Linked DNA regions of Mus musculus: all the other regions are linked to region 1. Evidence: chromatin loops called from intact Hi-C (ENCODE). Cell type or tissue: heart. All regions are shown on one strand. Each heading gives the region's core, and the rest is flanking DNA. Links, peaks and the distances in the headings are about the cores only.

What was found. A loop is a pair of places that touch in the nucleus more often than their neighbours do. Peaks named below come from ENCODE experiments on the same cell type or tissue, not always from the same donor. Only the 100,000 strongest peaks of a DNase experiment are listed, where the experiment ranks them.
Region 2: it touches region 1 in a loop (3-fold over the local background); 17 of 42 quality-filtered maps call a loop at or near these places.
Region 3: a loop joins it to region 1, with 2.8 times the contacts of the local background. A loop is called at or near these places in 9 of 42 quality-filtered maps.

What each region holds. Positions count from the first base shown.
Region 1 is chr4:155,718,602-155,724,654 of GRCm38, forward strand. All of the region lies in intron 2 of Ssu72 (Ssu72 RNA polymerase II CTD phosphatase homolog (yeast)), which reads left to right. It overlaps Gm22573 (a small nuclear RNA gene), which reads right to left and starts at 1,540; the gene lies at 1,439-1,540. In heart, for the core only: a CTCF peak has its summit at 3,211 (motif pointing right); no DNase peak of the experiment used is centred there.
Region 2 is chr4:155,767,478-155,773,530 of GRCm38, forward strand. Vwa1 (von Willebrand factor A domain containing 1) reads right to left here. Exons shown (of 4, transcript NM_147776.4): 2 at 5,232-5,789; 3 at 3,268-3,546; 4 at 1,018-3,188. The coding sequence ends at 2,851. Among named protein-coding and RNA genes, the nearest start is that of Vwa1, 4.1 kb to the right of the region's middle. In heart, for the core only: CTCF peaks have their summits at 2,459 (motif pointing right) and 2,974 (motif pointing left); DNase peaks (open chromatin) are centred at 2,184, 2,664 and 2,934; H3K4me3 peaks cover 1,439 bases; H3K27ac peaks cover 1,547 bases; H3K27me3 peaks cover 2,356 bases.
Region 3 is chr4:155,781,690-155,787,742 of GRCm38, forward strand. Tmem88b (transmembrane protein 88B) reads right to left here and starts at 4,185. Exons shown (of 2, transcript NM_001033394.3): 1 at 3,650-4,185; 2 at 1-2,836. The coding sequence starts at 3,913. The coding sequence ends at 2,579. In heart, for the core only: CTCF peaks have their summits at 2,506 (motif pointing left), 2,705 and 4,382; a DNase peak (open chromatin) is centred at 2,572; H3K4me3 peaks cover 2,351 bases; H3K27ac peaks cover 2,279 bases.

The DNA of each region.
Region 1 (6,053 bases), core at 312-5,311:
GATGGTTGTGAGCCACCATGTGGTTGTTGGGATTTGAACTCAGGACCATTGGAAGAGCATTCGGTGCTCTTAACCGCTGAGCCATCTCATCAGCCCAGTACTGTTTATTTTTGATACTCTTTTTTTTTTTTTTTTTTTTTTTTAAAGATTTATTTATTTATTATATGTAAGTAGACTGTAGCTGTCTTCAGACGCACCAGAAGAGGGCATCAGATCTCTGTTACAGGTGGTTGTGAGCCACCATGTGGTTGCTGGGATTTGAACTTCGGACCTTTGGAAGAGCAGTCGGGTGCTCTTACCCCCTGAGCCATCTCACCAGCCCTATTTTTGATACTCTTGTATTCTGTGACAGGATTAAACATGCAGTAATGCACATGTTAATATTCTCTTTATTATAAAATAAATTTTAATATTGAAACCAACAGACTTCCCAGTTTCTGGACAGGGTCGCTCTTAATATGTTTTACAAGCACCAGGATTAGGCTTCAGCTATTTAGGCAGCTCTAGAAGGAATGGAGGCCAGCATCTAGGAGTGGTATATTTTTTTATAGGGTGATGGTTTAACTGTCAGTGGCTCCCTCTTAATATGTGCAGACTATACAGAAAGGAACTACATGTATGAGCTTTTAATGTGTTGGGGACAGGAGTGGCAGGCAGGGGAGCTGTAGCCATGTTGGTAGCTTGGTGATAAGTCTTGAGTATTTGCCTGTTGACATCCCTCGAGGCGGCTCACCTCTTGGTTGGCCCTCAGGAAGCTTATTACTTATTTACTTGGTGTAGGAAGTATATTGGTCTAGGTGGGGCCAGAATGAGGCATAACAATGTACTTAATGCTTTTCTGTATTTTCAGTATTATCCTTGTCCCAAAGGAGGTCTCTTCCAGGGAATTTACTAGACAGTGGCATTAAGCCACATTAGATGAGAGCATTGTTGAGATTATATGAAGGGGTTGGGGATAGAGGTAGGATCACTATATGGGATACCCATTTGTTCCAGGGCAGACCATCACAGGGAATTGGGAAAGGAGTGATTCCTCGCTTTGGAAATAACTCTGATAGTGTTCCTTAGTCAGTAGGAAGTGTCCCTGCAAGTGTCCCTTTACATAAGAGCCATACTTTTATAGTAGAAAGCTAAAAGAATATTTTAAGATGTAACTCAAAGGTGAAAGCACTCTATATTTTCAAGGAGGAAAAGATACTTGATTAGGACTGGGGGGCCCTAGACCACCTCTGACATACTTTTTTTTTAAATTTTATTTATTCACTTAATATCTCAATATCAACTCCCCCCCCCCCCATTCTCCCAGTACCCTCTCCCTTTCTCCTCTGAGAAGGGAGCCCCCCTCTGGGTATCACCCCCACAACCCCCAAACACATCCTCTCCCACTGAGGCCAGACAAGGTGACCCAGTTAGGGGAACAGGATCCAGAGGCAGGCTAAAAAATATGGAACGGTTCATGGATTTGCATGTCATCCTTGCACAGGGACCATGCTAATCTGTACCATTCCAGTTTTAGTGTATGTGCTGCCAAAGCGATTACTCTGCCATGTTTTCTATTCTCTGTGTAGCTAGGACCTCAGTTTCTTCATATGTGGCACGTGATGACATCTGGTAAGTGAATTAAAACATACAAGCTGAGCAGAGTAGCAGCCACCTGAAATCCTAGCACTCGGGCAGCAAACATAATAGTTAAAAAAGAAACATGCAGATGCCTAGATCAGTGATAGGAATTCTCAGTTCACCTGATTTCTACAGATTCTGTCTTTGAAACCAGATATGGTGGTCATGTACCACCATCTAAGCTGCTCTGTGCAGTGAGACAGGAGGATGACCAGGAGGCGCTTGCCAATGCAGGGTCTGCCTGGATACCAGACGATTTCCCTTTCTTAAAAATGAAAGAGCCAGGCAGTGGTGGCGCTCGCCTTTAATCCCACCACTCAGGAGGCAGAGACAGGTGGATTTCTGAGTTCGAGGCCAGCCTGGTCTACAGAGTGAGTTCCAGGACAGCCAGGGCCACACAGAGAAACCCTGTCTTGAAAAACCAAAAAACAAAAATGAAAGAAAGTGGTAGACATAGTGTCACATAACCTATTTTCCCAGTATTTAGAAGGTTCAGGTCGAGTTTAAGGCCAGCCTGTGTGAAATAAGCAAGACCCTGTCTTAAATCTTCATTTAGGTGGTTTTGTTTTTTGTTGTTTTTTAATTTCATTAAGAGGAGCCCATTAGTTCTGTTTATCAGTGTCAGATGTACCTGGAACAACGTTGGTGATATGAGTTGATTTTTGTTCATGGGGAATGGTCGGTCTTACCAGTGAACTATCAAGAGATTAAGGAAGTGGGTCAGCACAAACGCTCGCCGGGAAGCACGCCCTGCTCTTGCTGCCTCTGCTCCCACTGCTAATGCGGAGGCCATGAACTGTTCATAAGACACTACAGGGCGTAGTTACTACTCTTCCTGAAACTTGCATATATGTTGAAAAGTGGACCTGTAAATCTGCTCTCTCTAGTATGCTTGGATTTATCTTTGGGATCTTGCAGTCACCTTTTGAGTTTAGAATATATTTTAGCTATCCATGTTATTTAGTGTTCATCCTCAGTCTTTTATTACTGTACATTCTTTTTCCTTGAAAAATGGTTTCTGAGATAAAAAATGAACCAGAATTGGCCTTCTGATAGTTATTCTTGTCATTGATTGGATGAGACACATCTAGGAGATTAGTAAAAACGTAGCTCTGGGTATGTCTGTGAGAGTGTCCCTTTTTTCCTATTTAAAATGTTATTGTTTGTATGAATAGTGGTGCGTGGACATGCCAAGTTAAAGTCAGGACAACTGGAAATGATTCTCGCCTAACCTTTGTGGGTCTCAGTGGGCCATTAGAAGAAGTAGGTCATAGACAGCATACCTTTTAAATTTTTTCTATGAATTTTCTTTTCTTTTTTTTTTTTAGTTTTTTTAAGACAGGGTTTTACTGTGTGACCCTGGCTGTCCTGGAACTCACTATGTAGACCAGGCTGGCCACGACCTCAGAAATCTGCCTGCCTCTGCCTCCCGAGTGCTGGGATTAAAGGTGTGTGCCACCACCACCCGGCCAGCTTTTTTTTTTTTTTTTTTTTTTTAGAATTTTTTTTTTAATTAGGTATTTTCCTCGTTTAGCCAATTTAGCTTTTTAAGAGTGCTCTCTCTGCATATACACCTGCATGCCAGAAGAGGGCACCAGATCCCAGTATAGATGGTTGTGAGCCACCATATTGTTGCATGTATGAGTGTTTTGCTGGGATCTATGTCTGTGCATCATGTGTGTACCTGGCGCCTGAGGGGGTTTAGGAGAGCATGCCAAATCTTCTGGAACTGGAGTTAACGGACTATTGTGAGCCACCCTGTGGGTGCTGAGAGTCAAGTCCAAATCCTCTTAAAAGCAGCTCTTTCTCTTAACTGCTGAGTCACCTCCAGCCCATTGGGATTATATCTTAGGCTAGTCCCTTCCTGCATTCCTCTTTCTCTGCTTCCTAACATAAGTCACCCTACCTCGCAATACCTCCTCCTTGAGATTGAATGACATCGCAAACTATGAGCCAAGTATCTTTGCCAAACTGTTTTTTTTCTTCCAGATATTTGATCATGATGCAAAAGTGACTTTAATACAGTCCTCTCGCTGAAGACCATTGATAAACACAAGAGCCATGAGACTTGATTTTTGAAGGTTTTACTAATCTCTACTTTCAAGTGAAGCTTATGTTTATCTTGCTTTTGTTGAGTGTAGGATGGGAATCATGGGCAGTCACCATATTTCTTCCTCCTGGGAGTGTGCCTGCTATGCAAACACAGTAGTCATGGTTTCCCACTAACCATGCTGTTGTCACATGTCACGGCCATGTTCCCTTTGGTAGCGTGTGGTGCCAGCCTAGCAGGCCAACCCTGACAGTGATTTTCAGTTGTGTCTCTATTTTCATCTAGTTAGCAGCTCTTTTTTCCTCCCCAGATTTATTTAATATTTATTTGTGAGTGTTGTTGTTTTGTTTTTGAGACAGGGTTTTTCTGTGTATCTTTAGCTGTCCTAGAACTCACTCTGTGGACCAAACTTGGCCTCAAATTCATAGAGATCTGTCTACATGCCTCTGCCTCCCGAGTGCTGGGATTAAAGGTGTTGCCACCACCACCTGGCCCAAGATCTACCTATGCATAAGACACTCTATACCTGAATGCTGGAAAGGGGCATCAGATCCCAGTATAGTTGTGAGCAACCATGTGGTTCCTAGGAATTGAACTCAAGGCCTATGGAAGAGTAGCCAGTGCTCTTATCTGCCAAGCCATCTTTCCAGCTTCTCTCTAGCTATACTTTTTAAAAGAAGTTTTAAAAATTGTGTGTGTTGCCAAATAAATAGCTCATTTAATTTTTCTAAAATACCGATTGTATCTCCTATATGTTCTAGTACAGGGCTGACATGGAACTGTCGTACAGGGGCTGTTTATCTGCTGCCTTTTTTTTTTTTTTTTTTTTTTTCCGAGACAGGGTTTCTCTGTGTAGCCCTGGCTGTCCTGGAACTCACTCTGTAGACCAGGCTGGCCTCGAACTCAGAAATCTGCCTGCCTCTGCCTCCCTAGTGCTGGGAGTAAAGGTGTGCACCACCACACCTGGCTCATCTGCTTCTTATTAATCAGGTTTATCTAAGCCGATTGGCCAAGGTTTGCAGTGGACATTGCAAATGTCTGGATGTAATAAATACTCTTGGGTTTCTCCTTGGATGCTTCCCTGCCTGCACCAGTGAGTGAGAAGCTGCTGCTAGCCAGTCACCTAATGAAGCCAATCACCTGTATGAAGTCATCCTTCCAAGTAAGGACTTTCCCTGGCTTTCCTGGGCTTATCCTGGAAACCCAGAGAAGCTCTCTCCTCAACCCCTATTTCAGGAAGGGTCCAGGTATGGGTCAAGCGGTATCCCATCTGGGAATGTAAGTCTCCTGCTGCAATGCTGAGGAATTAGGGTGCTCTGAGAATGGCTGAGAGACTCAACATCTCTGGTGGGATATGTGCAGATAGCCATGCCTTGTCCTGACCTTGTGTTACACTCTAGTCTTATAATTACCCCCAAAGAAGTGAAAATATTAAATCATTGGCAAAAAATCTAAACAAACAAAAAACCAGGCTGGGCTTCAGTCGGTTCTGTATGGGCAAGTATGAAAAGCAGGCTGCTGGAGATACAGGTGGCCCCATGCTTGTTGCTTACCCTTGATATACCTGAATTCAGACTTGTCCGCAGAAGTAAATCTCAGTCCAACATTAGTTCTTGGAGTTGCATTTATCTCTGCTCTTGTGATCATCAAAAGTCCTCGGTGCCCAGTTCAGGCAATTACCCCTGGCCATCTCAGTCCTCTAGACTAGGACCTCCTTCCCACTTGATAGCCCAGTTGTGCTTGGAGACTTGTAATACACAGTTCATCGTGCACTAGTTATCCTAGGGATTCAGTTCAGAAGGTAGACTTGAGAAGAGTGTGGGAAGTGTTTTGTTGGAATAGTGTATAGTGCACAGGATGTATTCAAGCAAGCCTACTTTCCACTTGGTTTGAGCCAAATAGCGATTTTGCCATCACTTGAAATTTTGTGATAAGTTGTTAACAACACCTCTGGTTTGGCCTGTGTTCTGCTATCATCTTTGGTGCCTGCGAGATCTTCAACTCTCAGGCTGTGTCCTAGGACACCTGACAGCTTCTAAGACTGAAGCCACATGCTTGGAATGAACATTCTTCCTGAAAGTTGTATTTATCTAAGTTTTTTCCTTTTCTACCAAAGTAACTTTTTTTTAATTAGATATTTTCTTTATTTACATTTCAAATGTTATCCCCTTCCCTAGTTTCTTCTCTGAAAATCCTCTATCCCCTCTCTCCTCCCCCTGCTCCCCACGCCTGCTCCCTGGCCCTGGCACTCCCCTATACTGGGGCATAGCACCTTCACAGGACCAAGGGCCTCTCCTCCCACTGATGACCGACTAGGCCATACTCTGCTACATATGCAGCTAGAGGCACGAGTCCCACCATGTGTTTTCCTTGATTGGTGGTT
Region 2 (6,053 bases), core at 435-5,434, 49 kb after region 1:
GAAGCACAGAGGCAGGAGGCATTTTGTGGCAAACAACTAATAGGAAATCCCATCCCATTAAATTATTTCCTGGAGCCAGCAAAATGGCTCAGCAGATAAAGATGCTTGTCACACAAGTCTGACAAAGTTTAAACCCTGTTTCCTATAGACTTCCTCAGGACCTGCACTAATCTGAAATGTATATAAATTCAGAGGTTGCTGGGAAGTAGTGGTGCATGGCTTTGATCCCAGCCGTCAAGAGGCAAAGACAGGTGGATCTCAGAGATCAGAGTTCAAGATCAACCTGGTCTACAAATCGGGTTCCAGAACAACCAGGGTTACACAGAGAAAACCTGTCTCAAACCCACCTGCCCCCACCACCACCACCACATACACACACAAAAGGAAATGCCTACTAAATTTAGAGATTTAAGATGTGCCTGGGACCATGGGAGGGCAGCTCCTTTGAGATGAGGACCGTAGAAGAAGCATTCTATGTTATCTCGGTGGGAGTGCAGGCTTTCACCTCTACCACCTGAAAACAGATGGTACTGGTGTTAGGTCAAGATGAGCTTGTGCCGAGGATTTATGTGGAAGTGGACTCCCACCATCAGCTACGTCTCTTATGCCCTTCCTACTTTCTCAGGATTCTCATGAGGGTTTTGTTTTGTTGTTGTTTTTTTTTTTTTTTTGGTTTTTTGGTTTGTTTGTTTGTTTTCGAGACAGGGTTTCTCTGTGTAGCCCTGGCTGTCCTGGAACTCACTCTGTAGACCAGGCTGGCCTCGAACTCAGAAATCCGCCTGCCTCTGCCTCGCAAGTGCTAGGATTAAAGGTGCGCGCCTCCACGCCTGGCTTGATTCTCGTGAGTTTTAGCCATTAACAGAGGCTACCATAAACACTAATAACAACCCCTCTGGTACTCTTCTGCCACCTGCTTAGTGTTCTGTATGTCAGGCACAGGGACTCATTGTGGCTCTCTCCAGTGGCCAGTTGACCTACAGTCATCTGAGCAAACAGAATGGGAAACACAAATTGCTTGGAGGAACTTCCATATTTTAGGGGAATGTGAGGCCAACATACCAAACCTACATCTGTCCTGGATGCAGATGGCCTCAGCCTCTGGCCTGGAAACTGACATCACAGGAAGTATCTGAGCTCCAACTTTTGATCAACAGGTGAAACATGAAACCTGTAAGTGCACACATAGGCTTACTGCCCTGACAAGGACACATGGAGAGGGCCCCCCCCTCCCAAACACACATACCCCAATGGCTTCTGCTCCATGAGCCGGCTAGGGCCTTGTATCTCAAGCCATCGTCACACAAACAGCCACCTCCCACCAACACAACACGTTCGGTGCATGGCCAGTGCTCCTTTGGGTGTCCAGGATGAGCCCTACCGTGCTCCTTCAGCTTCTCGGGAAATGGTAGAGGGCAAAGTCTCAGGAAAGCCACCTCTGCTCTCTCCATACCCAAAGTCTACCCCACCTCTCTCAATACTTAGCTCCTGGATCTCACTTGCAGCCAAAGTAGTGTAAGGAAAACATGTAAGAAGAGGGCCGAGCAGTGTGTAGTACAGCACAGGCGGTGGTGGGGACACCCCTGTAAAGCCTCCTGCCCTCTGAGTTGTAGCAGCAACAACTTGACCTACTGCAGACACTGGATCGCTCGCGGGCTGCAGAAGTGAGGCCCTGGTATGAAGCTGGCAGGGAACATGGAGGGACAGGAGCCTGAATGATCCGTGTACGGATGCTGCAGACCTGCTTCCCCTACTCCCCAAACGTAATAAACCCTGTACGTCCAACCTTTCATGCTGCCCACACGAGTACCACAGCTGGGGAGAGTTTTGACGAAAAATACAGCATTTTAATGAGACTGCAGGCACAGTTTATGTCTGTCTGACTGTATTGTTGTTAGAGTCCGGGTCATTAGTGGGGAAGAGATGGAGTAAGCTTGGGATAAGGCAAATGATTCTGAGAGGAGAGGAGAGGCCTACATAGGGACTTGAGAGGAAACCTGTTCCTGACCACCCTTAGGTATCTGTCAGATGCCCCAGGGTAATGGTGATGGCAGGAGGTAGCCCACCTGCATGACACCTTGCTCCCTACACTAAAGCAGGAGGCTCCCTTAGAATCTGTCATAGTGCGGCTCTCCTATCCCTGAGGCCCTAAATGCCAAGGTCTCGTCCCATTCCTGTGAAAAGACTGCATCCTTGGCACTGATCGAGGGCCCAGTGCAGGTCCTGGGCAGGAAGGCAGAGTCAGTGACCCTGACAGATCCCGGCCTCTAGGCTGGCAGGACATCTTGATGAAAACCAATGCCACATCATCAGCCTCCCAGCATACCTCCCTATCTTTCCTTTCCTTGAGGAAGTTTTCGGGAATCCTGTCTACACTAGTCTCTCTTCCCTTTCTCCTACCCACTTTCTAGGCCCAGGCAGGACCTGGATGGTCCTGAACGCCTCCTCAAAGCCATGCGTAGTCCCTGCCACCAGAGGGCCCAGCCTTTGGCACAGGTTGGAAACTCTGTGGCCTCCTCTCCTGAAGGCTTGTCCTGGGTCTTATGTCCTCAACCTGACCTCAGACACTGTCCATCCCCTCGCCAAGAGTTGCCCAAGGACCACCGTGTGCTCAACTCCACTGGCAACCGGAGAGGACCGCCATTGCGCGTGAGGCTACCCGGGTTTCCCGGAAGTCAGGCAAGGGCGGCGATGACCAGTGGGGAAACGACGAAAGGAATTAACGCTGGTCAAAGGCAGGACCGGCATCCCATCTCCCCACCCGACTCCATCCACAAGAAAACCCACGAGCAGCAGTGTCTCTCTCTCCGGGCTAGGGAAGAGGGCCCCCGGGTGGACGAGCAGGCAGGCAGTTCAGGGCTCCCGCGGTCCAGCCTCCGGCCGCATGGACTGCGGAGCACGGGTCCGCGCGCCAGAGGCCGTACAGGCCTTAGCCGACAGCGCCCTCTGGCGGCCGGAGCGGAAGGCGGCAGTCACAGTCACCAGGTAAGTGGTGCAGGGCGTCAGGCCCTGGACGGTAGTGCTGTTCTGGCCTGCTGGCACCTCCACGCGCTCTAGGGACCCGCCCTGCAGAGGTCCGAGCTGTACATGGTAGCCGAGAGCGGAGTCCGGGCCAAGCGCGGGGGCCCAGCTTACGCGGAGGCTGCGCGGCCTCGCATGCGAGATGACGATGCGTTCTGGCCCGGCCTCCTCTGCGAAGAAAGAGGATAGTTGCGTGGAGGAGTGGTCTTCCCATGCCACCCTGCCCTCCCACGAGTGCCCCTGCCTCACCTTGCAGTGTGCGTACTCGCACGTGCTGCGGCCTCAGGAGGTGCACGTTGGACTCAGGCAGCAGTGATACTTCATAGTCTGTGTCCGGGTCGAGATCTGTCCAGGTCCAGCTGGTAGCATTCCCGGGCAGCTGTTGGCGTCTTGTGGTTGCCAGTTTGCCGCTAGGTACCAATTCCAGCACGTAGTAACCAGAGTCCGCTGTCAGCAGGGGCGGCCAGGACAGGCGGAAGCCACTGGACAGAACCTCCGAGGCATGAAGCTGTTGTGGCTGCATCGCATCTAAGGGTGGTTTAGTGCTGGAGTCAGGGAGCAGAAGTGACCGTGTCACCAAATGGGGCTCTCACTGATTTGGAGAGGACCCTAAGATTGGAGCCCCCAATAAAACAGGTGAGGCCTTCTGCCAAGGAGAGGCGGGAGCCAGGTAGGTATATACCACCAGCAGATGCTAATGACTAGGAAACTCTGACTGGGCTGATAGAAGGACAGAGAGGAGTATAGCCCCCAACTCTGGGCCCCGTCATAGACTTCCCTGCCTACTTCACCACAAACCCAGACCTATAAGATATAGTGGCTACTCCTCACCCAGACAAACAACCTGGATGAAGGTACCTCAAAGGTGGCAATGCTCACAATGTTATCTAAGAACAGAAGTCCAGTCCTCCAAGACTGTGTGGCCAACACGAGATGTGTCGTGAGACAGACATATTCTGACATATTCTGAACAGTTCTGGAGGAGGAAACAGACCAGAAGCTGGGAGACTTCATGTTAGTGGCCCCTGGAGCAGTAAAAGTGTGACAAAACCCTTTTAAAAGCTGCTGGACCTGCTGGACCTAAGAGTGAGGAGAGAGTAGGACCTTCCTATCCGAGAGTGGTAGGGGGGCTCCAGAATGGGCTCCTGTGCAGCGACAACCAACACATGATCAGCCAGCCATCTGATCAGCTTGCAGCTGAGTCTTGGTAGGCCATCCAGATCTTGGCTTTCTTGCCAAGGTGCTAAGTTCGGTCAGCTGGGCACTCATTTTCCTGCCCAGCCTCCCACTCAAGATTCTGACCTTAGTTACAGACGTCTCCACCCTAATGTTTATCTCTGGTGATATTCTCTTCTCCTTCTGCCCCTTCCAGGTTCATCTGGGCCTATTGGCCCAGGGTCTACCAGGAGATGTCCTCAGAAGATCTCTTGAGGCAGACCTTTCACCCCTTTCCAACCCATAGACCCACACCTTCCTCTTTAGTGTAGATGATTAACCTGCAGAAAGAGACTTGGTAAGAATGCTACCCTGAAGTGATAGCATTCTTCAGTGCCCTCCACAGGCTAAGCCAAACACCAGGCCCTTAGTCTCCAGCCCCTTCCTTCTCCTTGGGTGACTGACGATAGGAGGCCCAGGAGAAAGCAGGTGCGTAGGTCCTACAGCGGATCTTCCCAGCAGTCCCACAATAGACACGATTGAAAGCCACCTCCAACCCCTCCCTGACTGTGGTTCCCAAGCATGGAATAGGTAGGGCCCAAGCTTTGTAGGAGACATTCCCTGACCTGTTTGGTCACTTCTCCGGGAATTATGGGACTGGCAAGCCATTTGGTCCCTGGATATACACAAAGGCACATGATGCCATAGGCATACACCTGGGGGAGCCCTGGACCTCCTTTATCCTCTGTACTTGGCCCCTCCACACACAGCCCACTCAAAGTAGCCCTCAGTTCGTTGGCCTGGGAGTTCCCGTGTCTGGGAGTCCTGTCTTGAAGTGGTTACTCAGATCTGCCACATTCTCTCTATAACCCAGGTGTCAGGGTACATGTAGGCACCCAGAAGGAGTACGTGCCTGGATGGTATGCAGAGACTGGGTGGGCCACTATCACATACTCAAGGGCACCAGGCTCATGGGTTCTCCCTGGTCTCCACACAGATCCTCTCCCTGCAGCAAGCTGTCAGCTAGGGATTCACAGGACCTGCCTCTTCCCACCTACCAGTTATGGAGCCCCGCAGCTCCCGGGCAATGATAGGAAGATCATCCACATCCACAAAGTGTAGGTGCTTCTCGGCAGGAGCCGAGGCAGCTGCCAACAGCTCCAACAGGTTGCCTCGGCCAGTGCTGACAATGAAGATGGTGACACCCAGGTCCTTGAGCTCCTGCATAGGGGGGCCCACGGGGTCGCTGGAGCCACCATCTGTCACCCACACCAGCACCTTGGGAACCCCTGGCCGGGCACCTGCTTCCTCAGCAAACAATTGTTCTTTGGCATAAGCCAGTGCCAGGCCTGTGTTGGTATCACCCATACGTTGGGGTGCAACACGGATGGCATCCTGTATAGCCTGGCCTGAACTGTACTGGTCAAAAGTAAACTCTGTGTGAGGCTGGCTGCCCACGTGCACCAGACTAGCACGCAGAGCCCCGGGTCCGAAAGACATCGTAGCCACCAGCTGCCCCACAAATTCCCGAACTCTTGAGAACTCATAGTGTGACACGCTGGCTGAGCTGTCCAACAGGAACAACAGGTCCCCCTGGGGGTCTGATGCTGTGGAACCTAGAGGAAAAGACAAGGGGTTCAGTCAAGGTAGCCCTGCCAGGCACCCCCTTGCCCAGGGCAGAACCACCCCCAAAGGTCTGAACTTTCTTTAAGCACATGCTTGCTTGCCTTTGCCCAAAGATACAGGTAGAGAATCTTCAGAATGGGGCTATAAATGCCAACAAAAGGCCCACACTCTCCTCTGGTTCCCAACTGTACAATGTCCATGTACCCAGGGCATCCTGGGCTGTCCCCGTGCTCCTTTAGTAGGTAAATGCTGAC
Region 3 (6,053 bases), core at 435-5,434, 63 kb after region 1:
CAAAAACATAAACCAAGGGACCAGAGAGATGACCCATGGTGTTAAGGCACTTGCTACCAACCTTGACAACCTGAGTTCCATCCCTGGGACCCACAACTCCTAAAAGTTGTCCTCTCTGACTGTCACAACACACATACATTGTGGCACATGCACATCCATACATGTACACACACACACATCTAGCAACAAGCTAGAAAGTGGTGGTATACTCCTTTAATTCAAGCATTCGGGAGGCAGCGGCAGGCAGATCTCTGAGTTCAAGGTCTGACTAATCTACAGAGTGAGTTTTAGAATAGCCAGGGCTACACAGAGAAAACTCGTCCTGGAAAAAAAAAGTAATAACACAACAATAAGAAGCAACCAGCATATTGAAGGGAACTGATAGGAAAATAAAGAGTTCTCTGAACACAGGACAGAGAGACATGCTGGGGTGCAGAGAGGGGAAGGGGCGAGTACTCTGTATTGAGGGCCATGAGCTAGTGCCATAAGGGAACCTAAGATGACTGGTTGTTTTTGTCTCTGGACAAGACTATTAAAGTTAGTGCCTGCCTTAGGTTTCTATTGCTTTGATAAAACATCAGGATCAAAGGGCTGGAGAGATAGCTCGGTAGTAGCTGCTCTTCCAGAGGACCAGGGTTCAATTCCCATCACTCACGTGGCAGCTTACAACTGTCTGTAATTCCAGATCCAGGGGATCTGACACCTTCACACAGACATGAATGCAGGCAAAGCCACCAATGTATATTAAATAAAATAAATTATTTAAAAACAAACAAACAAATAAAAAAAAACTCAAGACCAACCAACCGAGCAGTGGCACACACATTTAATCTCAGCCTTTGGGAGGCAGAGGCAGGTAGATTTTTGTGAGTTCAAGACCAGCCTGGTCTACAGAGTAAGTTCCAGCATAGCAAAGGCTACACAGAGAAACCCTGACTTAAAAATAAACAGATAGGGGCTGGAGAGATGGCTCAGTGGTTAAGAGTGCTGACTGCTCTTCCAGAGGTCCTGAGTTCAATTCCCAGCAACCACATGGTGGCTCACAACCATTTGTAATGAGATCTGATGCCCTCTTCTGGTGTGTCTGATGACAGCTACAGTGTACCCATATAAATAAATAAATACATCTTTAAAAACAAAACAAAACAGATAGATAGGCAGGCCGGCAAACAGACAAAAGACAACCCATCATGACAGGTTTATGTCATCTTACATTTCCCAGATCTCACTACACTAAAAGTAGTCAGGGCAAGAACTCAAGGCAAGAACCTGGAGGCAGGAATTGAAGCAGAACCTTACAACCAAAACAGATCTGGAGGGCTCACTCAGTAGTAGAAGTAGTAGAATTTCTGTTTTAAAATTAAAATGTTCAAGGCTTAACCCTGGATGGTAGCACACACCTTTATTCCTAGTACTTGGGGGTGGGGAGTGGGGCAGAGACAGGCAGATTCCCTGAGTTCAAGGCTAGCCTGGTCTACAAATAAAATTCAAAAATAATAATTTTAAAAATACTTTAAATTTTAAAAATATATCCACAGCTAAGGCTATAGCTCAGTGGTAGAGTGCTTGCCTAACATTTATAAGTCCATCCCAGGACTACTAAAAATAAAAAGAAATAAGATATTCTATAAAAATAAAAAGAAACAAGATATTCTAGTTCTAGTATGTACGAGTCCCAGGAAGAGGAGAAGATAGGAGACAGGGAGGGAAAGGAGAATGATAATTTATGCGTAAGTAGGAACATGTTAGTCAAACTGTAGCATGCCAAATACAAAGATAAATCTTAACATTACCCACATTGTAAAATGAGCTCGTATTCTGCCACTTGTCTCAAAAGAAAGACCCCTGGTCAGAGAATGAGCTCCAGTTCTAGATATGCGCTGATACCTGACCCCGAATGCAAGCTGAGTGCTAGGAGCTGGAGAGATGGCTCAGGGTCCTTTAGAAGACAGCTGGCTGCTCTTCCAGAGGACCCAGGTTGCAGTCCTAGAACCCACATTGCAGCTCGCACCTGCCGGTAACTGCAGTTCGAGGGCTTGTGACACCCCCACATAGATACACATGCAGGCAAAACATCAATACACACACGCACAAAAATAAATAAATAAAAATAAATTACATATTAACAACGACACGCCGATCCTGCACTTACACTGAATCACTGATCCCAGATCCTATCTCAAACCTGATCCGGGCAATAGTTTGACCATGGACCCAACTGATCTTTTGTCCTGTACAAGGTCAAGACCTTGGAGGACTCAGCTGATCCCGCAAGTTGAGCCATGACGTCTGGTTGCTACTGGCTACACCGGAGCTTCTAGAATTATGCGTGGTTGGGGGGGGGGATTCAGAGATAGCTGCCAAGTCGGCTGCTGACCACAGAATTGGGTGGAAGACATAATATGCTTTTCTGCTTTTCTTGAAGGGACACCCTTTCTCCCTCTTCTGAGGGACCCTGTTGCCATCTCCTGGCGACTTCGAGCACTGCTCTCAGAGCCCCAAAGCAGCCGCCCGAGTCATCCACTTTACGGGGGTCGAGGGACCTGGGAGGCTCTTGACGCGCAGAGACCTTGAGGCGTCAGACCCAAGCACAGAGTTGTTTGTCCTCGTCCGGGTGGCCGTCGGCCAGATCTCCGCTGCTCCTGGGCGGGCGGCGCGGAGCCGGGGTCCTCGCGGGATCAGGCAGCGCAGGGCGTAGTCGCCGGACCAGGAGGGAGCGCGCGGCGGCGGCGAGCACCACGAGCGGCGGCAGGGAGAGCAATCCGAACACAATGAGCGCCGCGGAGCCGCGGTCCGAGAGCAGCGCTCGGCACCGTGGACCCGGAGCCGGATGAACCTGTGGACAGTGGAGGCGTGCAGTCAGGCGGGGAGGCCCCAGAGCAGCGCAGGGGTGAGGGAGGTCCTGGGCCCCGAGCTCAGGGCAGAGTCCAGAAAGAAAAGCGTAAGGCTGGGAGGCCTGCCTGGAGGTGGAGCCTGGACAGAAATGCGAGAACAGAACCAAGAGTGTGTGTTCGGGGATTCCTTAAGGAAAGGCCAGAGAACCTCCCTGGCTCTCCCAACCCAGTTTTCCTGTCCCCATATGAGCTTCCTTCCATGCCCCTTACCTGTTGACAGCTGATATGGCTCCATCTGGACTGTCACCCAGCTAGCATCGTTTCTCTCTATCAGCTTCAGAAAGGGGATATAGGGGTCGTCTATGTATAGGTCAAGCCTTAGATGAGCGGAAGCCTAACCAAGGTCAAGAGGGTTCAGGGAAGGGCTGTGGGGGGGAGGAGGTGGGGGGGAGGAGGTGGGGGGGAGGAGTATGAGGAGTGGAGAAGCACTGAGGACGGGTGAATCTGACAATTTCTTTTCCTATCTCCACATCAACCTCACTGACCAGGCCCTAGTACCTCCTGGTACAAAGCTAAGAGGCCTGGGGGGGGGGGGCGGGGGGGGGGAAGCAAGACAGCTGTTCACCGAGTAACAAAGAGACTTTCTTTGACTGCAGCTGGCAGGGATGTTGGCATAACAGGAGGATGCATATATCTCTGGTTACAAAGGGGCAAGGCTAGAAGGGGGTAGATTCACCTTCAACCCCAAGGACTTGAACCTCCACAGAACTCTCACTTCCCCACTTCCCGGGGACTAACCAATGGCTACTGCTCACCCTTGAGTGACACAGGAATCCCAGGTAGACAACGGCAGCTGCTGGTAGCAACACCAGCAGGAAGACTGTTCCAGGTAGCAGCAGATGAAGCAGGAACCCAACTAGAGCCCGGCCAGACAGCACCAGGGTCCCGAGGCCTCGGGTGGCCAGGATAGGAGCCAGGACTGAGATGTGGTAATCAGTAGGCCTTCTTCGGGGTAGCATGGGTGCTGTGTCTGAGGCAACGCCTTCATCCTCTTCTGTCTCCCTTTCCTGCTCACTCATGTCGTGCCGCGGGGCTTGAAGGATGTTCCCCCAAGATCACAGTGGTAGGCAGCAGGCCTAATCCCCCTCCTCCAACCACCCTAGGCCCAGACTAGAGAGCCTTTTACCCTCCCCAGATTCAGTTCACATCTAGATCCTCGCCATCAGAGAGTAGACTCTCATCCAGTTTAATCTAGCACTGAATATCAGTCTCCAGGGCTACACCTCTGCCACAGTTTCCCCTGCTACCTTGTTGGGCCTCTTTACCAGGCAAAGGCAGGCAGCGCCTATGTGCTCGGCTCAGGTCTTACAGAGCTCTTCCCATCTGAGCACTGGGGCCCTCCTTTCTCTCAGCCCATCTCCCAGTTCTCCCAAACAATGGCTTCATTTCACAGATCTTGGCGATGACAGAAGCTCTATCAATAGCTGCCATTTAGGGACGAACTATTAACTCATTTCCCAGTACTAGCCCCTGCACTTCCCCTTATCTGACACCAGGTGACTTCATGTTGTGGAGTGATTCACAGCATGACAGGGTTGTACAGTTAGTAGTGCTTAAGGTAGTACCCGGCACAGAGTGGATACCTAATTAACAGCAGTTGCAGTTGCTCTGTACTAAATCCAATCAATCATGGAAGTATACAACAAGCCTTTCAGATGATGGGAGCATATAGTCCACTGAAAACTCCAGCCCTCTTCTGGTCTTCATAGGCACTAGGGATGCTTGTAGTGCACATACATACATACATACATACATACATACATACATTTGGGCAAAATGTTCATACCCATAAAGTAAAATAAATACATCCAAAAAATTTTAAGTGTTGTAAATTATCTCCTTACTAAGCACACATTCTTGTAATTTACACACACACACACACACACACACACACACACACACACACACACACACATATCCTCTTCCACTATGGCTAGACAAGGCAGCCCAGTTAGGGGAACAGGATCTACAGGCAGGGAACAGAGTCAGGTAAGCCCCAGCTCTGGTTGTCAGAGAACTCCCATAACAAACCACAACCACCAGCAACCAGCCAACAACCCACCGCACCTCTCAAGGCCCTAACATTTCTATACTCTGTGAAAAGTCCCCAGAATTACAAACATCACACAATCACAGAAATTATCCGCACCTGGCAAAATCACACCTGTTAGAGAACAAGACAAATGATAGCCATCTCCTGTGCACAGTCCAAAGCAGCTCCATATCCCTATGCCTAGAATCAAAATGAAAACACTACCTTATAATATTTCTGTGTTTTTCAAGGAAACCAAAACTCCAAAATTGTCAGTACAGGTTGTGAGTCACCTTGTAGGTGCTGAGAATCTAGCCATGGTCTTCTGTAAGAGTAACAAGTGTTCCTAACTGCTGAGCCATTTCTCTAGGCTCTGACATTTATTTTTGTTTTTGTTTTGTTTTGTTTTGTTTTGTTTTTTTGAAACAGGGTTTCTCTATATAGCCCTGTCTGTCCTGGAACTCACTTTGTAGACCAGGCTGGCCTCAAACTCAGAAATCCACCTGCCTCTGCCTCCCAAGTGCTGGGATTAAAGGCATGTGCCACCACTGCCCGGCCTATATTTCTGTTTTTTAAAGGAACGAATATTCTCACTACACATCCCACTATGAATGTTTATGTCAGTCCAGATCTTTGCTTCTTGTTGGCTAGCCTATGAAACGTACTTTTAAGGAGCTGGGATTAAAGGCATGCGCCACCATGCCCGGCTCGACATTTTATTTTTGATTATGTGTGTATGTGTATCTATATGTGGGTATGTGCACATACGCAGGAGAGTCCTCAGAGGCCAGAAGTGGGAGTCAAAGCTGGGCATGGTAGTACTACACACTTTCTATCCCAGCAGTTGGGAGGCAGAGGCAGGCAGAGCTTTATAAATTCCATGTCAAATGACATAGTGAGTTCTAGGCTAGCTAAGGCTATATAGTGAGATACATACTGGGACTCTATCTTAGAAGAAGAAGAAGAAGAAGAAGAAGAAGAAGAAGAAGAAGAAGAAGAAGAAGAAGAAGAAGAAGAAGAAGAAGAAGAAGAAGGAAGAAGAAGAAGAAGAAGAAGAAGAAGAAGAAGAAGAAGAAGAAGAAGAAGAAGAAGAAGAAGGAAGAAGAAGAAGAAGAAGAAGAAGCAGA